Regions from separate parts of the Homo sapiens genome. Here all the other regions are linked to region 3. Evidence: read pairs that join two places in POLR2A ChIA-PET (ENCODE). Cell type or tissue: MCF 10A. All regions are shown on one strand. Each heading gives the region's core, and the rest is flanking DNA. Links, peaks and the distances in the headings are about the cores only. Region 1 has its middle 37 kb from the start of CDC25A. Region 2 has its middle 49 kb from the start of CDC25A. Region 3 has its middle 72 kb from the start of MAP4.

Region 1 (8,320 bases), core at 233-8,232, 64 kb after region 3:
TCCCAGCACTTTGAGAGGCCGAGGCGGGCGGATCACGAGGTCAGGAGATTGAGATCACGATGAAACCCCATCTCTACTAAAAATACAAAAAATTAGCCAGGCGTGGTGGCGGGTGCCTGTAGTCCCAGCTACTTGGAGAGGCTGAGGCAGGAGAATGGCGTGAACCCGGGAGGCTGAGCTTGCAGCGAGCCAAGATCACGCCACTGCACTCCAGCCTGGGCGACAGAGTCAGACTCTGTCTCAAAAAAAAATAATAATAATAATAAACATAAATATAGATGCACACATCCATATCCATATACATTATGTATATTTATACATGCATAGAAAAGGTCTAGAAGGTACACCCCTAACTTAATAGGGGCTATCTTTTCAGAGGACATGGGATTAGGAAGGGTGAGAGTACAGCGAGGCTTGCAGTATTTCCATGTTGCCGTAGTCTTCCACTGTTGCTGCTGAGCAGCAGCTACGTGTTGTCTCTGTGTTGGTCCTCTGGCTTTCTATTCAGCATGCACTTTGGTATCCTGTGTCTTTGGTATTCTGTCCTCGTTACATACCCAAATGTGGATTTCTTATTTACTCTGCTTGGGATTCATGGGATTTCTTGATTTTGGGGATTTAAGGTGTTCATCAGGTATTCTTTCTTTAAAAAGTTCCTTTCTTGCCAGGTGCGGTGGCTCACGCCTGTAATCCCAGTACTTTGGGAGGCTGAGGCAGGCAGATCATGCAGTCAAGAGATTGAGACCATCCTAGCCAACATAGTGAAACCCCGTCTTTACTAAAAATACAAAAATTAGCTGGGCATGGTGGCGCATGCCTGTAATCCCAGCTACTCGGAAGGCTGAGGCAGGAGAATAGCTTGAATCCGGGAGGAAGAGGTTGAGCTGAGATAGTGCCACTGCACTCCATGGAGCTGGGTGACGGAGTGAGACTCCATCTAAAAAAAAAAAAGAAAGAAAGAAAAAAATGCCTTTCTTGGCCGGGCATGGTAGCTCACACCTGTAATCCCAGCACTTTGGGAGGCTGAGGAAGGCGGATCACCCGAAGTCAGGAGTTCAAGACCAGCCTGGCCAACAAGGTAAAACCCTGTCTCTACTAAAAATACAAAAATTAGCCGGGTTTGGTGGCACGTGCCTGTAATCCCAGCTACTTGGGAGGCTGAGGCAGGAGAATGGCTTGAACCCTGGAGGTGGAGGTTGTAGTGAGCCAAGACCGTGCCACTGCACTCCAGCCTGGGCAATAGAGTGAGACTCCGTCTCAGAAAAACAAAAACAAAAACAAAAATTGCCTTTCTCCTATTCTTTCTTTTCTTTCCTTCTGGGACTCAAATTTGATATAGTTAGATTTTCTCAGGATGTTCTGTCTCTTTCCACCTATTTCATGGTTTCCTAAGTGTCATAAGTATGTATCTCATTCCATTCCAAATAATCTTCTAACACCACATTTCTCCAGCATATTAGCTCTCTCTCCAGTTGGATTTAATAATTCTTTTTTTTTTTTTTTTTTTTTTTGAGATGGAGTTTCACTCCTGTTGCCCAGGCTGGAGTGCAGTGGTGTGATCTTGGCTCACCACAACCTCTGCCTCCCAGGTTCAAGCAATTCTCCTGCCTCAGCCTCCTGAGTAGCTGGGATTACAGGCACGTGCCACCAAACCCGGCTAATTTTTGTATTTTTAGTAGAGACAGGGATTCTCCATGTTGGTCAGGTTGGTCTCAAACTCCCGACCTCAGGTGATCCGCCCGTCTCGGCCTCCCAAAGTGCTAGGATTACAGGTGTGAGCCACCGTGCCTGGCCCAGTTGGATCTAATTCTAAACTGTAGTTTATCCCATCGAGTTTTACATTCCTTTTTTCCATACGGAATCTCACTCTGTCGCCCAAGCTGGAGTGCAGTGGCGCGATCTCAGCTCACTGCAACCTCTGCTTCCCAGGTTCAAGTGATTCTCCTGCCTCAGCCTTCCAAGTAGCTGGGATTACAGGCCCCTGCCACCACGCCTGGCTAGTTTTTGTATTTTTAGTAGAGAAAGGGTTTCGTTGTGTTGGCCAGGCTTTTTTTGTTTTGTTTTGTTTTTTGAGACAAAGTGTTGCTCTTGTCGCCCAGGCTGGAGTGCAATGGCGCAATCTCAGCTCACTGCAACCTGCCCCTCCCAGGTTCAAGCAATTCTCCTACCTCAGCCTCCCGAGTAGCTGGGATTACAGGCGCCTGCCATCACGCCTGGCTAAATTTTTGTATTTTTAGTGGAGACAGGGTTTTGCCATGTTGGCGAGGCTGGTCTCGAACTCCTGACCTCAGGCGATCCGCCCACCTCGGCCTCCTAAAGTGCTAGGATTACAGGCATGAGCCACCACGTCCGGTCTATTTTTATTTTTATTTTTGAGATGGAGTCTTGCTCTGTTGCCTAGGCTGGAGTGCCGTGGTGCGAACTCCGCTCACTGCAACCTCCGCCTCCTGGGTCAAGTGATTCTCCTTCTCAGCCTCCCAAGTAGCTGGGATTATAGGCACCTGCCAGCATGCCCTGCTAAATTTTTGTATTTTTAGTGGTGACAGGGTTTCGCTATGTTGGCCAGGCTGGTGTCGAACTCCTGACCTCAGGTCTCCCAAGTGCTGGGATTATAGGCATGAGCCACCGCACCCGGCCTATTTATTTATTTTTATTTTTATTTTTATTTTCGAGACTGGGTCTCACTCTGTCACCCAGGTTGTAGTACAGTGGCACAATCTCGGCTCTCTGCCACCTCCACCTCCCAGACTCAAGCAATCCTCTCACCTCAGCCTCTGGAGTAACTGGGACTACAGGCACACACCACCACACCTGGCTAATTTTTTGTATTTTTTTGTAGAGACAGGTTTTCGCCATGTTGCCTAGGCTGGTCTTGAACTCCTGAGCTCAAGCGATCCATTCACCTAGGCCTCCCAAAGTGCCGGGATTACAGGTGTGAGCCACTGCACCCAGCCGGACAATTATATTATTTATGTTTACAAGAATGAATCAGAGGGCAGATGCATTGGCTCATTCCTATAATCTCGGCACTTTGGGAGGCTGAGGTGGGAGGATCACTTGAGGCCAGGAGATTGAGACCTGTCTGGGCAACATAGGGAGATCTTTGTCTCTACAAAAAAAATTTTAAAAAAACATTAGCTGGGTGTGATGGTGTGCATCTATAGTCCCAGCTACTCAGAGCGAAACCCTATTCCCCATCCCCAACCCTCCTAAAAAGAATAAGTCTGTGGAAGGCTGGGAGCAGTGGCTCATGCCTGTAATCCCAGCACTTTGGGAGGCTGAGGCAGGCGGATCACCTGAGGTCAGGAGTTTGAGACCAGCCTGGACAACATGGTGAAACCCCTGTCTCTACGAAAAATACAAAAATTAGCCAGGAGTGGTGGCAGGTGCCTATAATCCCAGCTACTCAGGAGGCTGAGGCAGGAGCATCGCTTGAACCTGGGAGGCGGAGGTTGTGGTGAGCCGAGATCCTGCTACTGCACTCCAGCCTGGGCAACAAGAGTGAGACTCTGTCTCCAAAAAAGAAAAAAGAGTTCTGTGGAAAAAGAAAGGCATTCCCTGCAGGTGTCAGCAAAGGTAAGGAGGTCCCAAAGAACAGGAATAGTGAGGAGTCCTTGGGGGAGGATGGGGAGGTTGCCCAAGCTCATCCTTTATACTTGAGACCTCTGGTCCAGAGAAGTGAAGTGTTCTGCTCAGTGTCACACCACTGGTCAGGGGCAGACCGGAATCAGAAAGTAGGCCTTATTTCTTCATCAGAGTCTAGGAAGCCGCCAGGGGAAAGAGGCTGTGCTTTAGAAGGTTAAGGCCTATGATCCACCCTGCGTCACCCAAAGTAAACTAGGAAGGAAGTGTAAATAAACCCCACAAAGATCGGACATTTTTCCATGATGACCACATTGATGCATTTATTAAAAATACAAAATGCTAATAATCCAAACCAGCCCTCTTCCCTTTTTTCCCCTTTGGGAGCCCTTGCACTGTGGTGCATGAAACACATGCTTGAACTAGGCCATTGGGAACTGCGGCTTGGACAAGGAACAGCCACAGCTTTTCCTGTACTCAGAGCAGGCAAAGTGCCATTAAATGCAGCTGGAAGCCAGGGCAGGGGAAGGGGTGGGAAGCTCCTGGAGAGCCCCCAGCTCCTCCCAGTTACTGACTGGCTCTGGAGGAGAGGAGCTAGAAGGCCGAGATACCTGAGGAGACAAACCTGGGGCACCACTGCCACCTGATGTCTTCCTATGGCCATTGCAGTGGTCACAGCCCCAAGCCCCGTGGCAGCCTGGCAGCAGAGTGAAACAAGAGGGCAAAGAAAGCCTATCGGTGGAAGTTTTTATTTACCCTTGACGGTGGGTACTCCCAGACAGTGGGTATGTCTGAAATACTTCATATTGAAGAAAGACATCCATATTGAAAAACTAAACAGAAAACATAAATGGAAAATGAATCAACATATACAAAGTAGCCACAGTATGGAGGTGCGGATTTGACTTTGCCTGCGGAAGAGCTGTCCTGCTCTGGCCAGCACTGGAAGGGACTCTGCCTCCTCTGTTCTGGGAGCGTGCAAGCAGGAACTCTGGACTGGGCTTTGCACAACTTCCAGGAGTCATTGCTTAGAAATCAGAATGACCAAGATCTTAAGGTCTTAGAATCATCTAGGTAATCCACCCCCATCCCAGCTGCCAGGTCACAGTCACACAGAGGCTGAGCACGCCCAATGCCATGCCCAATGCCACCCAGTCTTCCCCTGCTGCTGTTTCTGCCTCGCCTCCCTGTCCTTCCCCTACCCTACCCTAGCGTGGGCAGGCTTTGTGTCCCAAGGTCACCAGTGACATATGTCCCACCACAGGCAGCCGAGCTTAACCCTATCACTGAGACCTCCTTGTGGCTGCTCCCTACCCCTCCCTGCCTGGCTTCCTGGCATCCTGCCTCTAACCTCTCTCTCTGCTTCCCTGTCTTCTACATTGGTAGAACTGCCACTTGGATACGTGTGACAACTTGCTGTCACCAGCCTGGATATTTCTCTGGAGCACTCCTCACATTCAACACTTGACCACTCAGGCATCGGGACAGTCACTGCCCAGATCCCCCCGTCCACATAGGAGCTCAGCATGACAGCCCCTCTTTTTTATTTAATTTACTTATTTCAATTTTTATTTTTATAGAGAAGACGTCTTTCTATGTTGCCCAGGCTGGTCTCAAACTCGTGGCCTCAAGTGATCCACCCACGCTGGCCTCCCAAAGTGCTGGGATTACAGGCATGAGCCACTGCACCCGGCCCAGCCCCCTTTTAAAATGTTTTCTTTTGAAATAATTTAAAGCTTACAGAAAAGTTGCAAGAATAGTACAAAGAATTCCCTTATGCCCTTTGCCAAGAGTCATACATTTTAACGTTTTCAAATTTTGCTGCATTTGCTTTCTTCCCTTTGACTCTGTCTACTTCTCTCTCTTACACACACACACACACACACACTTAACCTGTAATATTTCAGTGTATTATTTCCTTAGAACAAGGATGTTCTCATACATAACTGCAGTATAATTATCAAATTCAGGAAACTTAACACTGAGTTACTAATTTTACCTGGTGGGTCACAGTAGCTCATGCCTGTAATCCCAGCACTTTGGGAGGCCGAGGTGGGTGGATCACGAGGTCAGGAGTTCGAGACCAGCCTGACCAAGATGGTGAAACCCCCATCTCTACTAAAAATTTAAAAATTAGCTGGGTGTGGTGGCGGGTACCTGTAGTCCCAGCTACTCAGGGGGCTGAGGGAGGAGAATGGCTTGAGCACAGGAGGCGGAGGTTGCAGTGAGCCAAGATCGTGCCACTGCAGTCCAGCCTGGCCAACAGAGCGAGTCTGTGTCTCAAAATAATAATAATAATAATAATTTTACCTAATTAAAGTTCATATTTCAATGTAGTCAAATGTTCCAAAAATGTCCTTTATAGTACTCTTTTTCGGTTTGGTCCAGGATCCCATCCAAGATCACACATTTCATTTAGTTGTCATGTCTCTTGAGTCTCCTTTAATCTGGAACGGTTCCTGGGCCTCTCTTTGGTCATGTATGACACTGATATTTATAAAATATGCAGGCCAGTAATTTTATAAATTTCAACTTAGGCTTTTTCAATATTTCCTTTCCTTGTGTATTTCTTTTTTTTTGAGACAGAGTTTCACTCTTGTTGCCCAGGCTGGAGTGCAACGGCGCATTCTCAGTTCACTGCAACCTCCGCCTCCCAGGTTCAAGCAATTCTCCTGCCTCAGCCTCCCAAGTAGCTGGGATTACAGGTATGCACCACCACACCCAGCTAATTTTTTGTATTTAGTAGAGACGGGGTTTCACAATGTTGGTCAGGCTAGTCTTGAACTCCTGACCTCAGGTGATCCACTTGCCTCGGCCTCCCAAAGTGTTGGGATTACAGGCATGAGCCACCGTGCCTGGCCATGTATTTCTTGATTTCTTGCTCTGAGTACCAGTGGTCCAGCCACTCCCTCAGGTCAGGAGCCAAGAGACCATCCTGAATCCATCCCTCTCCCTCACTCCCATCTACCCATCCATCACCAGATCCCAGCACCTAAAGCCCTTCCCTCCCATGCCCCAGCTTCTGCTATGACTATAATTATCATCATTCCTTACCTATCATCCATCCTTTGTCTTGCTCTCAGCAATTACACGGCTTCACACTGCTCCCTTCTTAAACCCTCTACAGGCTGGCTGCTCAAAGGGTAGCAAAAGGATCAGCAGCTTTGAGAGTCTGTTAAAAATGCAGAACCTCAGGCTGCGACCCAGAGCTGTGGAATCAGAATCTGCGTTTTAACAAGTTTCCCACGTGTTTGAGAAGTCCTGCTCTCATAGATCCCTAGGCTTACAGACTCCTCAGAATGGCGTTCAGGGTCCCCCCCCCCCCGCCCACCACAAACCTCTCCTACCTTGTTCACAGGTATGAATGCATGGTATTTCCCCTTTGAACACAATTTCTTTTTCCTGGAACACCCTGTCTCGTGAGACTCCTGCTGAAGGTTAGATTTGAACATCGCCTCCTATGGGGTCCACTGCTTGCTCTGGAGCCCCATGTCCTCTGGACCCCTCTCTATCCTAGCTTCTGTTACATGGAAACGTTACACCTAAGACCTCGTCATTTTTAGTGACTATTTCTCCCACTAGCCAGTGAACGCCTTGAGACAAAGCCTGCATCTTACACACTTCCTTATCCTCAGTGCTCAGCACAAGTCAAACGTTTATTGAATGAGAGAAACAGCTTTTCCTCCATAGAGGCCCTTCCAAGTAGATTTGAAGTGGGTATTGCAAAGGGGCCATATGCAAAGGGGCCATCCAAATGCCAGAGCCACGGTATGTTGGGACAGGGGCAGTCACAGAGAACATCTACTTATCTAATTCTTTTTTTTTTTAATTTTTTTTTTTTTTGAGACAGGGTCTCACTCCTGTCACCCAGGCTGGGGTGCAGTGGAACAATCTTGGCTCACTGCAGCCTTGACTTCCCTGGGCTTGGGTAATCCTCCCACCTCAGCCTCCTGAGTATCTGGGACAATAGGCATGCACCACCATACCTGGCTAATTTTTCGTATTTTTAGTAGTTACAGGGTTTTGGCATGTTGCTCAGGCTGGTCAAGAACTGCTGGGCTCAAACTATCCACCCACCTTAGCCTCCCAAAGTGCAGGCATTACAGCCATGAGCCACTGCACCTGGCCGGAAAATCTAGTTCAAATGCATTTGTTATTTGTGAAGAAAGGCCCCAGAGGGAGAAGTGACTTACTCCAGGTTTCTCTGCTGGAGAGATGTAGCCTGAGTCACTATTGATTCATGCTTTGCCCTTCTTGGAGCCAAGTGCCCTTAAGTGTGATAAGCAGAGAAATAAAAATCAAAGTGAGTCACGGATGAATGAGCACATAATGGAGATTGTTTTGTTTTAGAGATGGGGTCTCACTATATTGCCCAGGCAGGTTTTGAACTCCTGGGCTCAAGCAATCCTCATGCCTTAGCCTCCCAAGTAGCTGGGATTATAGGTGCACAATTTGTAAAGTTTGAAAACATGAGGCCTGGCGCAGTGGCTTACACCTGTAATCCTAGCACTTTGGGAGGCCAAGGCAGGGGGATCACCTGAGGTCAGGAGTTCAAGACCAGCCTGACCAACATGGAGAAACCCCGTCTCTACTAAAAATATAAAATTAGCTGGGTGTGGTGGCACATGCCCGTAATCCCAGCACTTTGGGAGGCCAAGGCAGGGGGATCACCTGAGGTCAGGAGTTCAAGACCAGCCTGACCAACATGGAGAAACCCCGTCTCTACTAAAAATATAAA
Region 2 (8,320 bases), core at 54-8,053, 51 kb after region 3:
GCAGATAATTGCTTGAATCTGGGAGGCAGAGGTTGCAGTGAGCCGAGATCCTGCCGCTACACTCTAGCCTGGGTGACAGAGTGAGACTGTCTCAAATAAAAAAAAAGAGTAAATCCTAATTTACCAACCCACCCCTTCCCACTCTGCAGTGAGTGCAGCCCACTCTGTTGGAGGTATGAGACAAGAGATAATTCCAAAAGACTAACAGGAGCCCCCAGCCTCCCACCAGCAGCTCACCAGTTGAGATCAAACTCAGACCTCTCACAGGCCCTGCCATCCCATAGCCTCACCTCACCCATTGTCATTTCCCTCCCCTACATTACCCCAAATGTTATGCCTTGATTTAGAGCAGGCGATTAGAGGATTTTGCCCTCAGTTAAATTAAACTTCTCAAAGCAGCCAGTAGGGAAGAGAATGAAAACAGGATTGACCCAGATCTCTTGAAAATCCTGGGGCTTTTCATCAATCCTGAGCATCACTAGGCCTGGGATGTTCTCATGGAGGAGGCACTGTCTGGTCCAAAACTAGTGTCCTCTCTGTGTGTACAGCTAGTCCGTAGCAAACTCAGGACCCAGCACTAGCCTTCTACCACAAACCACCCGATTCTTTGCTGCTCTTTTGCTCCCCTGGCTTGGCAGACTTCGTGTCTAAAACGCCTAGACTCTGCTTCTCATATCTCAGGCACATCCTAGCTGCTGTCTGGGAAAGTATTGTTCTTGTTCCCCTTCTGAGCCCTTTCATCTGCCACATGGCAAGGCAGTCAAAGCTGTATTCTCTCTAAATACACAGTCATTTGCAAGGGCCTGAAAGAGTCCATAGAGCAAAGGCTGCCTATCCATAACCCTTTGCTCCAAGCCAGGAGCCAGTTTCTCTCTCCAGCTTCAATGACCCTCTCCCATGTCCAGGCAGTTTCTGGGCTTAAATCATAGCCCATGCCATTTGGTGGAGGAGGTTCTGGCTTCAGAATCCAAATATCTGGTTGTGTTCCTGGGGCAGCAGGGACCTCAGGCTCTTTTTTTTTTTTTTCTATTTTCTTTTCTTTTCTTTTTTTTTTCAGATGGAGTCTTGCTCTGTACCCCAGGCTGGAATGCAGTGGTGTGATCTTGACTCACTGCAACCTCTGTCTCCTGGATTCAAGCGATTCTCCTGCCTCGGCTTCCTGAGTAGCTGAGATTACAGGCATGCACCACCACATCCTGCTAATTTTTGTATTTTTAGTAGAGACGAGGTTTCACTATGTTGACCAGGCTGGTCTCAAACTCCTGACCTCAGGTGATCTGCCTGCCTTGGCCTCCCAAAGTGCTGGGATTACAGGCATGAGCCACCACACCTGGTACACGTTTTATTTTTCATAAAACATTTCCTGAGTGTCTACTATTCATTCTTTCATTCATTGGTTTGTTCATTCATCCATTCAACAGAAACTTAAAGTGCCAACAGTGTGCCACAAACTGTGAAATGCACTAGAAAAAAATAAAAGTAAAAATTTATGGCCGGGAACAGTGGCTCATGCCCATAATACCAACACTTTGGGAGGCTGAGGCAGGTGGATCACATGAGGCCAGGAGTTAGAGACCAGCCTGGCCAAAATGGTGAAATAGAGAAACACCGTCTCTACTAAAAATACAAAAATTAGCCAGGCATGGTGGCGGGCACCTGTAATCCCAGCTACTTGGGAGGCTGAGGCAGGAGAACTGCTTGAACCTGGGAGGTAGAGGCTGCAGTGGGCCAAGATTGTGCCACCACACTCCAGCCTGGGAGACAAGAGTGAAACTTCCTCTCAAAAAAAAAATAGATATCTATAATAGGTATCTATATTTATATATATTTATATGTCTATCATATATATATTTATATATCTATCATATAGTTATATATCTATCTCATATATATATATATATATACATATTTTTTTTTTTTTTGAGACAGAGTCTCGCTCCGTTGCCAGGCTGGAGTGCTGTGGCGTGATCTTGGCTCACTGCAACCTCCATCTCCCAGGTTCAGGCCATTCTCCTGCCTCAGCCTCCCGAGTAGTTGGGACTACAGACGCCTGCCACCACGCCCGCTTAATTTTTGTATTTTTGGTAGAGACAGGGTTTCACCATGTTGACCAGGATCGTCTCAATCTCCTGACCGCGTGATCCACCTGCCTTGGCCTCCCAAAGTGCTGGGATTACAGGCATGAGGGACCGTGCCCAGCCCCAGATATATAATTTTTTTAGGTAGCTGAGCATGCTGGTGTGTACCTGTAGTCCTCAGCATAGGAAAGGCTACAGGTGTTATATATATAATACAAAACAGAGACTTTGGGATGTGGTGATTCACCCAAGGTACCAACTAAAAAGTTGCACAACCAGACTCAAATTCAAGTCTCCTGATGTTAAATTCAGTTCATTTAATGGGACACCTCATTGCCAGACGGACGGGATAATTAATAAATGAGTAAGACGGGGCCCCTCCCTGCAAGTCTCCACAACTGATGTTTCCCGAACACTGGACACCTCCCCTCATTGTAGCCTTTTCCTTGATGCCCTATAAGAAGTACTTGTTTTTGTGGCTGCCATCTTTCTTTCTGGGATTCTGGGAGGCAGAGGCAGTTCTGACAGCTCCATGTTCTAGGAGCCTGCCCAGAACAAGGTATAGCAACTGAATGACGCCAATGTCCGTCTGGGTTCTTAGCTCCAACAATGGCGCAGGGCTTAGGGCACAGCTGCTACCCCAGCTATACAGAGGCTGGGAAAGTGGAGGTCTGGCTTCTGTTTAGGGGAGGCAGGACTCAGAGTGGGAGAGTCTCCAGCTAAAAAGAGTGTTCAAAGGCTCTGCAAGGCCAAAGAGAATACCAGGCTGTGTCCTGGCCTGAATCTGGGTGGGTGAGGAGATCTATACACATTTAGCTCTAATTGAAAGCTTGATTAAGGAGGCCGGGCGCGGTAGCTCATGCCTGTCATCCCAGCACTTTGTGAGGGCGGATCACATGGTCAGGAGTTCAAGACCAGCCTGGCCAATATAGTGAAACCCCATCTCTACTAAAAATACAAAAATTAGCCGGGCATGGTGGAGCACGCCTGTAGTCCCAGCTACTTGGGAGGCTGAGGCAGGAGAATCACTTGAACCCGGGAAGCAGAGGTTGTGGTGAGCCGAGATTGTGCCACTGCACTCCAGCCTGGGGAACAGAAGGAGACTCCGTCTCAAAAAAAAAAGAGAGAAAAACAAACAAACAAACAAACAAACAAAAAGCTACATTAAGGAATCTTCCCAGCAGGGTCTCAACACCCCTGTGGAGGCTTAGAGCCAGGTTCAAGACTTCCGATGGCCAGACCGGGCATGGTGGCTCACGCCTGTAATACCAGCACTTTGGGAGGCCGAGGCGGGTGGATCACGAGGTCAGGAGATTGAGACCATCCTGGCGAACAAGATCAAACGCTGTCTCTACCAGAAATACAAAAAATTAGCCGGGTGTGATCGTGGACACCTGTAGTCCCAGCTACTCAGGAGGCTGAGGCAGGAGAGGCGTGAACCCAGGAGGCGGAGCTTGCCGTGAGCCAAGATGGTGCCACTGCACTCCAGCCTAGGCGACAGAGGGAGACTCTGTCAGAGGGAGACTTCCATTGGCCAAAGCTGCTCCGAGAGATTATTGGCCAAGAAGGCCTTTGAGCTGGACCTGGCCAGATAGCCTTGATCTGCACAGGCATGGAGACACGCAGCCTCTGGGCCATGCCACGCCTAGGTGTGTGGGCAGGATTCACTGGGAATCACAATACTTAGGAGCAAAATGTGGCTCCTTCTTGGCCACCAACTTGAGGAGGGGTCATCAAACATGATGTTGAGCCTTCCAACAAACAGGGCCCAGCTGAACTGTGACACTCTGATACCCTGACAAATGCTCAACTCCTCTGCCAACCTCAGTTTTTCTAAGGTCAACTCTACAGAGAACAGAAAGAGCCAGAGATGTCGGGAAAAAAATGAGAGAAATTATGGATTAAAATATAATCTAAAATAATCATGGCTGGGCGCGGTGGCTCATGCCTGTAATCCAGCACTTCGGGAGGCCAAAGAGGGCGGATCACGAGGCCAGGAGTTCGAGACCAGCCTGGCCAATATAGTGAAACCCCGTCTGTACTAAAAACACAAAAAAATTAGCTGGGTGTGGTGGCAGGTGTCCGTAATTCCAGCTACTCAGGAGGCTGAGGCAGGAGAATCGCTTGAACCCGGGAGGTGGAGGCAGGAGTGAGCCGAGATCACACCATTGCACTCCAGCCCAGTCAATAGCGCAAGACTCCATCTCAAAAATAATAATAATAAAAAAATATATAGGCCGGGCTTGGTGGTTCACACCTATAATCTCAACTCACTGGGAGGCAGAGGTAGGAGGATTGCTTGAGGCCAGAAGTTCAAGATCAGCCTGGGCAGCACAGCAAGACTACATCTCTGGCCAGGCGCGGTGGCTCACGCCTGTAATCCCAGCACTTTGGGAGGCTGAGGCGGACGGATCACGAGGTCAGGAGTTCAAGACCAGCCTGACCAACATGGTGAAACCCCCATCTCTACTAAAAATACAAAAATTAGCTGGGCATGGTGGCGCGTGCCAGTAATCCCAGCTACTTGGGAGACTGAGGCAGGAGAATCACTTGAACCAAGGAGGTGGAGGTCATCCGTGGTTGAGACCCACTGTCTCCTTTTTTTTTTTTTTTTGAGACGGAGTCTCGCTCTGTCACCCAGGCTGGAGCACAGTGGTGTGGTCTCGGCTCACTGCAAGCTCCGCCTCCCGGGTTCACGCCATTCTCCTGCCTCAGCCTCCTGAGTAGCTGGGACTACAGGTGGCTGCCACCACGCCCGGCTAATTTTTTGTATTTTTAGTAAAGCCAGGGTTTCACCGTGTTAGCCAGGATGGTCTCGATCTCCTGACCTCGTGATCCGCCCACCTCAGCCTCCCAAAGTGCTGGGATTACAGGTATTAGACACCACGTCTGGCTCATCTTTTTTTCTTTTAATTAAAATTTAAAAATTAAAAAAAAATAATCATATGGACAAACCCCTAGAGAGCAGAGGAAGGAATAATTAACACTGCCCAGGGGAGTCGGAAGAAGCTTTGGAGGAGGATTGAACTGAGAGAAAAAGATTGGCAGGAGTTTGTTGTGCAAAGAAGGGGAGGGACAGGTGTTTCACCGGAGGGAGCAGCATGTTCAGGGACACACAGCTGTGAACAGGCAAATTGTTGAGGAACGCTGAGAAGTTTGCCTGGACCCGAGGACGAACAGGGAGGCAGGAAGTGAGGCAGGAAAGGCCAGTGGGCAAAACGGAACATGAGACCTTGCTGTGACCTTCAGACAATCTAAACTGCTTGAGAGGTTGAGAAGCTTTGCATTTGGAAGGGAAATTAGCATTTGTGCTGAGAAATAAAGCCGTGCATGGAGCGACAACTCTGTGTCCAGAGCTTTACAAGCATTTGCTCTACATCACAATAAAGTGTGTATTTCACAGACAGGGACACAGAGCTATGGTCTTTCTGCAGTGCAAGCTCTCTGCGAGCAGGGAACACGACCCCAGCACAGCCCTACCAGCTCCTTTGAGGGTGAGGACACCCTCACTTGGGAAGAAGCAAGTTGGAGCTTTATTTTATTTATATATTTATTTAATTAGTTATTTAGTTATTTATTTATTATTACTATTGAGACAGGCTCTCACTCTGTCACCCATGCTGTAGTGCAGTGGCGTGATCTTGGCTCACTGCAGCCTCCACCTCCCAGGCTTGGGTGATCCTCCCACCTCAGCCTCCCTGGTAGCTGGGACTACAGGCATGAGCCACAATGCCTGGTTAATTTTTTGTATTTTTTGTAGAGATGGGTTTGCACTATGTTGCCCAGACTGGTCTCAAATTCCTGAGCTCAAGTGATCTCCTGGCCAGCACTGTGGGAGGCTGAGGTGGGAGGATTGCCTGAGTTTGGGGAAGTTGAGGCTGCAGTGAGATCATGCCACTGCACGCCAGCCTGGGCAACAGTGTGACACCCCATATGAAAAAAACAAAAAAACTGTTGGATGAAGTTTTCTGTAAATATTAATAGTTATTTTAGTTGTCTCTTGGCTTTGGCCAGCACCTTTGGGGAGTATCTCCCAGGCTGTCTGTGGTTCACCAAAATCATGTGGAAAAGGAAGGGGCTCCATTCACTCACTTCCATAGTGATACCCAGGGTGAGAGTGCTCCATAGAGCACTCCCCCGACAGGCAGGCTGCTGAGGGAAGACTTCCTGGAGGGCAAGAGGCCTAGATGACCCAACTAGGAAGAGAGGGAGAAGTGGAGGGGTAGAGTGGGAGATGAGCTCAGGAATGAGGGCAGGGTCTGGTGGAGGCTGCTTGGAGAGGCCACTCAGAGGGAAGAATACCTGCTCCTGGCTCTGCCTGTCACCTCTTGGTTCCTTGTTTCCTCATCTGCCTCAGCAGGCTTCTCTGACCGGGTGGTGGGCAGTGGGAGAGGGTGGAGGAACGACCTTCGCCTCAGCCAGAGTATGGGGCAGGCCCTCTGTGGGGACAGCTGCTTCATGGCTTAGCCTTAGCTGATTATGGTGGCCTCACCATGCCTGTCTGTCCATCTGGAAAATGGGCTCAATAATGGTATCTGCCTCATAGGGTTTCACGAGGACTCGAGGGAGATGACTTTTGCTGCTGTCTTGATTTTGTCTGTTGTTTTTGTAGTTACACAGAGGATAACAGATGAATCAGACACTGAACCTGCCCAACCCTATGTGCTGGACTCATCATAATCATACCTGGGACTTTTGAGAACTTACTGGAACTGTGCTACGTACCCTATATGTATTAAGTCATTTAATTTCCTTTCCTTCCTTCCTTCCTTCCTTCCTTCCTTCCTTCCTTCCTTCCAGACAGAGTCTCGCTTTGTCGCCCAGGCTGGAGTGCAGTGGCACGATCTCAGCTCACTGCAACCTCCGCCTCCCGGGTTCAACCGATTCTTCTGCCTCAGCCTCCCAAGTAGCTGGGATTACAGGAATATGCCACCACGCCCAGCTTATTTTTATATGTTTAGTAGAGATGGGGTTTCACCATATTGGACAGGCTGGTCTAAGTCATTTAATTTTCAAACCACCCTGCTATTTATCCACACTTTACAGATAATGAATCTGAAGTTTCCATCCACCCATCCCCTCCTCCGCTCAGGCGCTCACCAAATCTTACACTCATGAGGTGCTCAGTAGCCTGTGCTTTGGGGCAGCCCACACTTCTTAGCACACCTGGCCCTCCTGACCCAGCCAGATGTCTGGGCAGGCCTCGGAGCTCCCAGACCAGTCACCGCACCCTGTTTCAGCCGCACCTGGCCACCTTCCCTCCCCCGCTGGGTAGCTTGGCAGCTGCCAAGGCTCCTCATTCTTCCTCCTGCACACCCAGCTGTTTGGGCACTGGCAAATGCCAGGCAGGTGAGGTGCCTCAGCTTCCATCGGCCCTGCTACCCTTGCCCTCGAGGTGCAGCATAGGCGTGGGGTGGGGAGCAGGGGAGAGACAGGGTGTCTCCCAAGCTCAGGAGCGCTGAGACTAGACTGCAGCTGAATCACAGCATTAACCCATCTAGAACCAGGGCTCAGGAGAACAAAAATGCCTGTGCATGGCCAGCTGGATCGAGGGAGAGACATGATGCCCAAGAACCTGAGTACCCAGGAGGTGCCCTCTGCCCAGATGTGGGAACAATTTCTCTCACTCATCAAACTTAGATCAAGTGGCCCCAATCTCTTCCTTTATTCTCAACTATTGGTTCAGGACCCATCATGAGGTCAGGAAGGAGAGGGAAAGCAGGGTCTTCCTGCCATAAATTAGTACATTAAGTCTTTCTTTCTTTCTTTCTTTTTTTTGACAGTCTCACTCCATCGCCCAGGCTGGAGTGCAGTGGCACCATCTCGACTCACTGCAACCTCCACCTCCGGCGTTTAAGCGATTCTCCTGCCTCAGCCTCCTGAGTAGCTGGGATTTCAGGCGCCCAGCACCACGCCTAGCTAATTTTTGTATTTTTTAGTAGAGACAGGGTTTCGCCATGTTGGCCAGACTGGTCTCGAGCTCCTGGCCTCAAGTGATCCACCTGCCTCGGCCTCCCAAAGTGCTGGGATTACAAGTGTAAGCCACTGCGCCCAGCCAGAAATTAAGTCTCATAGAAATTCAATGTTGGGCCGGCGCGGTGGCTCATGCCTGTAATCCCAGCATTTTGGGAGGACGAGGAGGGTGGATCACCTTTAGTCTCTACTAAAAATACAAAAATTAGCTGGGCGTGGTGGCCCATGGCTGTAATTCCAGCTACTCGGGAGGCTGAGGCAAGAAGAAT
Region 3 (8,320 bases), core at 100-8,099:
CATCATGCCCAAGCCAAGAAGATTAACTTTTTTAACCTATAAATAATCACAATAGCTGGTCGCAGCGGGAGTGCCTGTAATCCCAGCTACTCAGGAGGCTGAGGCAGGAGAATTGCTTGAACCCGGGAGGTGGAGGTTGTGGTGAGCTGAGATCGCGCCACTGTACTCCAGCCTGGGAATACAGCGAGACTCAGTCTCAAAAAAAAAAAAAAAAGAATAAGAACAAGAATCACAAAAGTTAGCCAGGTGTGATGGTGCACATACACAGTCTGAACTACTGGGGAGGCTGAGGCAGGAGGATCACTTGAGGCCAGAAGTTCAAGGCTGCAGTGAGCTATGATCTCCCCCACTGCTGACAGAACATGATCTCATCTCTAAAAAAAAAAAAAAAAAAGGAAAAAGAATCACGAAAGTAATTGTGTTGACTTTCAACCTTAAAATGTTAATGACATCCAAAATAGTTCACCATAAGGTCTGCATTTAAAGACTGGCCTAGGAGCTCTAAAATGGTAGATGAGTATGATGAATATGATCCCCTATATGTATCAGTGTGCTTTATTACCCCTTTTTTTTTTTTTTGCAGGGGTGAGCAGGTCTGGCTCTTTCAGCAAGGCTGAAGTGCAGTGGCACAATCATATCACTGGAGCCTTGAACTCCTGGGCTCCAGTGATCCTCCCACCCCAGCCTCCAGAGTAGCTGGGACTATAGACACATGCCACCACACCTAGCTAAGTTTGTTGTTGTTGTTTTTGTTGTTTTGCTGTACACTAAAATTATCTGGGGACCGACTAAGTTGTTTTTGTTTTTTTTTTAATGGAGACAGGGTCTCACTATGTTATCCAGGCTGGTATCAAACTTCTGGCCTCAAGCAATCCTCCGCCTCAGGCTCCCAAAGTGCTGGAATTACAGGCATGAGCCACCCAGCCCTACAATCCCCCTTCTTAACCTTAATTGTTCTCAACCCACTCACTCCTAGCAATAAGTCTACAATAACCTGGTTCTAAAAGTGCTGTTTAGAAAGACAAAGTGAAATCACTGATACTTACTTGGTTTCCTTTTCAAATTGACTATATACATGAACTGCCAAGATGCCTTCCACTGGGTCAAAATGTTCCTCTCAGATTTTCTCACATCTTAAGGAAATCTAAAAGCTACATAGCAACTACTCACGCTTAATCTTTAAAAAAAAAAAAAAAAAAAAGCAAAGTGATTCCAAAAACTGTCAAGAGCAAAAGTTTACAGAGCCAAAGGATTGATCACCAAATTCAGAAACAAGATTAGGAAAGAACAAGACACTATGAGATTAGGAAGAACAAGACACTATGAGATTAGGAAGAATCTACTCTCTGACTAAAGCTAAGCCGCCTATATATAAGAAAATCCAGGTGCTTCCTTCACTGTCAGCAAACAATGGAAAATGACTTTTTAATAGGTAATATAAATGTATTTGTAAATTTGAAAATTTTAACAAAGGGATGCTGGAATGACAAATATTTGAAGAGACTACTTAAAAAACAAGTGAGACAGAGTAGGAAAATGTGTTAAGACATCCTCCAGCACTGTATGTGTTTTTACACTGGGGAAAGGGAGACTCACTAGACTTTTGTTCCTTGATTAAAATACCCGTAAGGCCAGGCGTGATGGCTCATGCCTGTAATCCCAACACTCTGGGAGGCCGAGGTAGGTGGATCATCTGAGGTCAGGAGTTCAAGACCAGCCTGGCCAACATGGTGAAACCCCATCTTTACTAAAAATTCAAAAATTAGCCAGGCGCGGTGGCTCACGCCTGTAATCCCAGGACTTTGGGAGGCCGAGGCAGGCGGAACACGAGGTCAGGAGATAGAGACCACCCTAACACAGTGAAACCCTGTCTCTACTAAAAATACAAAAAATTAGCCAGGCGTGGTGGCACGTGCCTGTAGTTCCAGCCACTAGGGAGGCTGAGGCAGGAGAATCACTTGAACCCAGGAGGCGAAGGTTGCAGTGAGCTGAGATCGTGCCACTGCACTCCAGCCTGGGCAACAGAGTAAGACTCCATCTCAAAAAAATATATATATATGTGTGTGTATATGTATGTATGTGTGTATATATATGTATATGTGTATGTATATATGTATGTGTGTGCACGTATATACACACACTCACACACACACACACACACAAATTAGCCAGGTGTGGTGGTGGGTGCCTATAATCCCAGCTATCAGGAAGCTGAGGCAGGAGAATCACTTGAACCTGGGAGGCAGAGGTTGCAGTGAGCCAAGATCATGCCACTGCACTCCAGCCTGGATGACACAGCGAGACTCCATCTTAAAAAATAAAATAGAATAAAATAAAAATAAATGGCCGGGCATGGTGGCTTGCACCTGTAATCCCAGGGCACTTTGGGAGGCCAAAGCAGGCGGATCACTTGAGGTCAGGAGTTTGAGACCAGTCTGTCCAACGTGGCGAAACCCCGTCTCTACTAAAAATACAAAAATCAGCCGAGTGTGGTGGCACATGCCTATAATCCCAGCTACTCCGGAGGCTGTGGCAGGAGAACTGCTTGAACTCCGGAGGTAGAGTCTGCAGTGAGCCGAGATCCTGCCACTGTCCAGCCTGGGCGACAGAGCAAGACCCTGTCTCAAAAATAAATAAATAAATAAAATTTAAATTTAAAAAATACCCACTAAGAATATCTAGTGCCTTTCCAATTCCATAATCAACTACCTTTTTATTACTGATTAGGCAGCCCAGAACAATGGAGGTGTCCTGGTCAGTGGACAATTAAATCCAATTGTGCACATGGCACTTAATACTTCCAACATGCATTAACTGGTATCTGGTTTATCAGTCTCTGGTGAGTTTGTTTACTTTGCATGAATAAATTCTCAAGCACTTGAATCATCCCAATGTAAACCAAAATTCTGAAGTTTCTGAACTACTATGTGGGGGTTGGAGAGACCTTGGTTTGGTTGGATACCATTTTTGCCACTTAACTATCTGTGTGACCTCTTCTTCCCATCAGTCTCAATTTCCTCATCTGTTAACAAACATAGCTAGTGCCTGGGAGATGGCAAGTGCTCAAAAAGTGACAGCTTTATTATTTTGAAGCTAAATTTGAAAGGAAGTGTGTAACTGAGGTGAAAACATTTCATTTGAAAAGTAGTAGTACGGATCAGCAAACTACGTTAATTTAAAAGACACAGCCTGAAGAGAGATGTCCCAATCTTTGGAGTTGAGAAAAGCAAAGTTTAAAAGTTGCAAGTAAAGTACACACTGCACAGTACAGATGGGAGTCTCCTGCTTAGCAACTTTAATGTTGTCTACCAAACACCCAGCTTGTAATAGAGCATGACAACTGTTCACTCTAAATCCATGTGCTCAGCTTGGATTCAGGATTGATTTATAAAAATAGCTGCTGGTGGTGCTCTTTGAATCTCTTTGGGCTGATGACTGGGCAGTGTTACCCCAAAGGCCTAGAGCAGCTGTATTCCCTCACCACACCCATTTCTCTGTCTACCCAGCCAAGCTGACGGCACCCTGCCCCCGCCCCCCATCTCTACAGCATACTATTCACCCTCCTCCTGGGCTGAGTGAGCAAATTACAAGCACAAATATCCCCTGATGCAATGCCACAACCATCCCTGGGAAAGAGCAGAGGCAGTTGCCAAAAGCACAGCAGCAGGGAAATGGGCGGGAGACGCGCGCGCGCGCACACACACATACACACGCACGCGCACACACACGCACGCGCACACACACACACACACACACACACACACACACTGCAAGAAACACTGCAATGCTATGCAACCAGGGAGAGAGAATCGAGAGGCCCTGGGGAGCAATACTGTAACAGGACCAGAGAAGGCAAAGGAGAAAAGGGGGTTTCCAGTAGAAAGCTGGGTAACACTAACCTTCGCGAGGAACACGTATTTCATCCGAGCTTGGGTCCTAAAGCACAAACCTAAAGGTAATCAATCACTGCCTCTTCCCCAAAGCAGCAAATGCATTTAATTTACCCGTTCCTGGAAGTGAGCAAAACCCTCACAACTCCTCCACAGGACAATTTCACCAAAGGGATCTAACTCACACCGGCGGAGAACTTGTTCCATGTGCTAAATCACAATCTCTGTTCTGGGTAATGTTTCCAACTGCCTCTCCTAGTCCCTGTACCCTCCCCACCCCCACCCTAATGTGACCCTTTCGCACTCCCACTGCCAGACACACGCTTTAGTCCCCACACAGTGTCGGGGCCTTTGCAAGGGGGAAGAGCCCCGCCTAGGGCCCGGTTCTCCAGACCACCCCTCAGCCCCACCCATAATCCCTGACTGGACATACTAAGGCTCACCTCAGCCTCACATCAACTGACCCCCACAAAGCCTCAGAAAACGACCCCTGAGTTCTCCTACACCTCCGAACCCCACCCAGGGCCCCAGACTGCGGCCGACCCTCGCTCCGCGGCTCAGCCCCATCCAGAGCCCAAGGCATGTCGCTCGGCCCCACCGCCCCGACCCTCAAAAGCTGGACCTCTCAGCCCCCCTCACTCCAAAGACCCCCCTAGATCGCGCCTCAAAGACTCCGAAGGTCAAAGCCGCCAGCCCCCCGCCTGGCCCCCTCCCTCGGACGCCCCCGCGTCTCGCAGGCCGGCGGCCACCGCCCTTCCACGCCTCGGGCGGGCCCCGTGGGGTACCCAGCTGCCGCAGGGCAAGGCTCGGGCAGCCCCGGGACAGTGAGGAGGCCGCCCCTCCAATCGGACCCCGCCTGCGGCTGCACCTACCCGCCGCCGCCGAGACGGAGCTGGGGCAGAAGGGAGCCAGGAGAGCGCCGGGAAGAGCCGTGAGGAGGTAGGAGACGTCGGGAGGAGCCGGGAGCCAGCGAGCTAGCCGGAGGGGCGGGGCGCAGGGAGGCGGCCGCTTCCTCGTCGCCTCTTGAGGGCCGGCGCAAGGGAGGGACGCCGCCACCGCCTACCCGGCGAGCGCCGCCGCTCCGGCCAATAAGCGTGGCGAGGGGGAGGGCGGAGGGCTGTGGCGGACCAATGGGTGCTGGCCCTGCCGCCACGACGTCTCTGCAGAGCTGCCCGAGCCGCGGGCGGTTGGGGCGAGGTGCGCCTGGGGGCTCTAGCCTCCCGCCTGCGGCCTGCGAATGCCGAAGCGGACCGCAGGCCGATCGACTGCCTTCGCTGTTCTATGATGGCCGTCGCTCTCTCTCAGAGTCTGGGCGCCCGGAGCGAGGAGAGTGCGAGAGTCGGCGCACACGCGGACCGGGCCACCAGCGGGTGGGGCCTGTGGGCTCTGTGATGTAACTTGGGAGGGGCGCGGGGCGGGGCCTAGGTCGCGGGCCATCTGGGCTCTGGAAGGAACCCTTAGAGGAGCGGGAGGACGCCACAGGTCCTCGGCGGGGCTCCGCTCCCGTGAGCCGCATGTGGCTGGTGAGCTCTGAAACGTGGCTGGCCCAAGTTGAGATGTGCTGTAAGTGTACAATACACACCAAATTTCCAAGACTTAGTACCGAAAAAAAAAAAAAAACTCATCTATAATTTTTAAATGGTTACAAGTGGGATAATTAATTATAACAAAATTGATGACAGTTGGGGTATATTTGGTTAACTAAGAAATATTGAGGCCGGGCGCGGTGGCTCACGCCTGTAATCCCAGCACTCTGGAAGGCACTTGAGGTCCGGAGTTGGAGACCACCCTGACCAACATGGTGAAACTTCGTCTCTACTAAAAATACAAAAATTAGCCGGGCGTGGTGGCAAGTGCCTGTAATCCCAGTTACTTCGGAACGTGAGGCAGGAGAATTGCTTGAACCCGGGAGGCGGAGGTTGCAGTGAGCTGAGATCGCACCACTGCACTCCAGCCTGGGCAACAGAGTGAGACCCTGTCTCAAATAAAAAAAATAGGTTTCCTTTTCTGTTGAAATTAACATTACTTCATTCCAAAGCCCCAGATTTTGTAGAATCCTTAACTTACTGTTGTAGGAAAACACACAGGTGGGAGCTTTAAAGTTACTTTGATCATTCTTCCTGCTGCCTGGAGTAGCCAGCATATTCCTGTCCCAGACTTCAGGAATAGAATTGGCTTTGAGCTCCTTTGTAGTTAGATGGCTAGGAAAACTCAAAAGTATTGGAATCTTCCATCCCTTCTGTAAACCAAGAAGTATCTGAGACAGGTCTCAATTGATTTAGAAATTTATTTTGCCAAGGTGAAGGACATTCCTGAAAGGAAAAAACACAGAATCACAGAAACAGTCTGTGGTCTCTGCCTTTCTCCAAAGATGAATTTGAGGAATTCAGTATTTAAAGGGGAAAAGTGGGCTGGAGGGAAAATAGGGAGGGAACAAGAGAAAAGGAGCAGGTAGGGGAATAGTCAATTGTGTATTATGTCAAGTATGTCTGCTTAGGAATGAAAGGCAGTTTGTGCATGACTCAGCTTTCAACTTAATTTTTTCCTTTTGGAATAGTGAATTGGGGTCCGAAGTGTTTTTGTTTTTTGTTTTTTGTTTTTTTGAGATGGAGTCTTGCTCTGTCGCCCAGAGTGGAGTGCAGTGGAACAATCTCAGCTCACTGCAACCTCTGCCTCCCCGGTTCAAGCAATTCTCCTGCCTCAGCTTCCCGAGTAGCTGGGACTACAGGCGCACGCTTCCACGCCCAGCTAATTTTTTTTGTATTTTAGTAGAGACGTGTCACCGTGTTGCCCAGGCTGTTCTCGAATTCCTGAACTCAGGCAATCCGCCCGCCTCGGCTTCCCAAAGTGCTAGGATTTACAGGCGTGAGCTACCATGCCTGCCCCTAAGTGTTTTGTTTTTTGTTTGTTTTTTTTTTTTGAGACGGAGTCTCCCTTTGTCGCCCAGGCTGGAGTGCAGTGGCACGATCTAAGTTCACTGCAACCTCTGCCTCCCAGGTTCGAGCAGTTCTCTGCCTCAGCCTCCGAAGTAGCTGGGATTGCAGGCGCCTGCCACCGTGCCTGGCTAATTTTTGTTTTTTTAGTAGAGACAGGGTTTCACCATCTTGGCCAGGCTGGTCTTGAACTCCTGACTTCGTGATTCACCCGCCTCAGCCTCCCAAAGTGCTGGGATTACAGGGATGAGCCACCGTGCCTGGCTGAAGGGTCCGAAATTTCTTTAATATTTATTTTTCCCCAGGGCCAGGCAGTGGCTCACAGCTGTAATCCCAGCATTTTGGAGGCCAAGGTGGGAGGATCGCTTAAGCCCAGTGGGAGGGTCTCACTCTGTTGCCCAGACTGGAGTGCAGTGGTACGGTCATGGCTTGCTGCAGCCTCTACCTCCCAGGCTCAAGTGATCCTCCCACCTCAGCCTCCCAAGTAGCTGGGACCTTAGGCTTCTGCCACCACACTCGGCTAATTTTTTAAATTTTTTGTAGAGATGGGTTCTCACTGTGTTGCCCAGGCTGGTCTCGAACTCATTCCCTCAAGTTATCCTCCTACCTCTGCCTCCCAAAGTGCTGGGATTACAGGCATGAGCCACCGCACCCGGACCCCAGCCTTCTTTAAGTTAAGACAGTCACCATGTTATGTGTAGAGCTAGAGACCCAGGAGTGATTCTCAGTTATTCCCTTCCTTTTCCCCTCATACCTACCAGATTTTCCTCCTGCCTCAGAAACAGCTCCACTGACACATGCTGTTCTGGTTCAGTCCTTTTTCTTTTTCCTGTATCCTGCCATAGTTTCTTTCAAGCCTTCCCCTTGCTCCTGCTTCAGTCCAAATATCACAACCTTCTGTACCATCCCCTTCCATTCATAATATCCTCCTGCATCCCTTGTATGCCTATTACAACACTTACCATATATGTGATAGTTATTTGTATAAATATGGATCTGCCTGGCCAGGCGAGGTGGCTCATGCCTGTAATCCCAGCACTTTGGGAGGCCAAGGTGGGCAGATCACGAGGTCAGGAGATCAAGACCATCCTGGCTAACAAGGTAAAACCCCGTCTCTACTAAAAACTAATATATATATATATATATATCTGCCCTAACAGATTGCATCTCAAAGTACAGGTTCATTCTATTTCCCCACTTGCAGTGGAAAAGAACATTCCCTCCAGTTCCAGGGTGCCCAGGATGAAAAGCATAGAACCACCTATTCTGGGCATACTGCCTATGGGATTGCCCTGCTCCACAAGCAGCAGTAATAAAAAAGAAAGAAAAACAAGAAAAGCATAGAACCTCAACATCTCAAAGTTGGAAAGGATCTTAGCAAGCACTCAGTCTCATGTCTAAGGATGTATTCTTGAGACTTTACAAGTTCACAATAAGCCATCTCAGGATTATATTTGAGTTATCCTTTAAAAGCATGCTTTATGTCTATTCATCCAA

Evidence for each region. ChIA-PET counts read pairs that join two places held together with the same protein. Peaks named below come from ENCODE experiments on the same cell type or tissue, not always from the same donor. Only the 100,000 strongest peaks of a DNase experiment are listed, where the experiment ranks them.
Region 1: POLR2A ChIA-PET joins it to region 3 with 22 read pairs; 17 of 35 experiments call an interaction of 5 or more read pairs at or near these places.
Region 2: POLR2A ChIA-PET joins it to region 3 with 12 read pairs; 17 of 35 experiments call an interaction of 5 or more read pairs at or near these places.

The regions. Positions count from the first base shown.
Region 1 is chr3:48,147,468-48,155,787 of GRCh38, forward strand. No RefSeq gene overlaps it. Among named protein-coding and RNA genes, the nearest start is that of CDC25A, 37 kb to the right of the region's middle. RefSeq lists a silencer at 864-1,053. In MCF 10A, for the core only: a CTCF peak has its summit at 4,232 (motif pointing left); DNase peaks (open chromatin) are centred at 4,224 and 7,824.
Region 2 is chr3:48,135,201-48,143,520 of GRCh38, forward strand. No RefSeq gene overlaps it. Among named protein-coding and RNA genes, the nearest start is that of CDC25A, 49 kb to the right of the region's middle. In MCF 10A, for the core only: no CTCF peak of the experiment used is centred there; a DNase peak (open chromatin) is centred at 7,351.
Region 3 is chr3:48,084,011-48,092,330 of GRCh38, forward strand. It overlaps a transcript of MAP4 not described here. Among named protein-coding and RNA genes, the nearest start is that of MAP4, 72 kb to the left of the region's middle. RefSeq lists silencers at 3,636-3,685, 3,776-3,895, 4,536-5,105 and enhancers at 5,326-5,395, 5,456-5,505. In MCF 10A, for the core only: no CTCF peak of the experiment used is centred there; DNase peaks (open chromatin) are centred at 3,581, 4,941 and 5,291.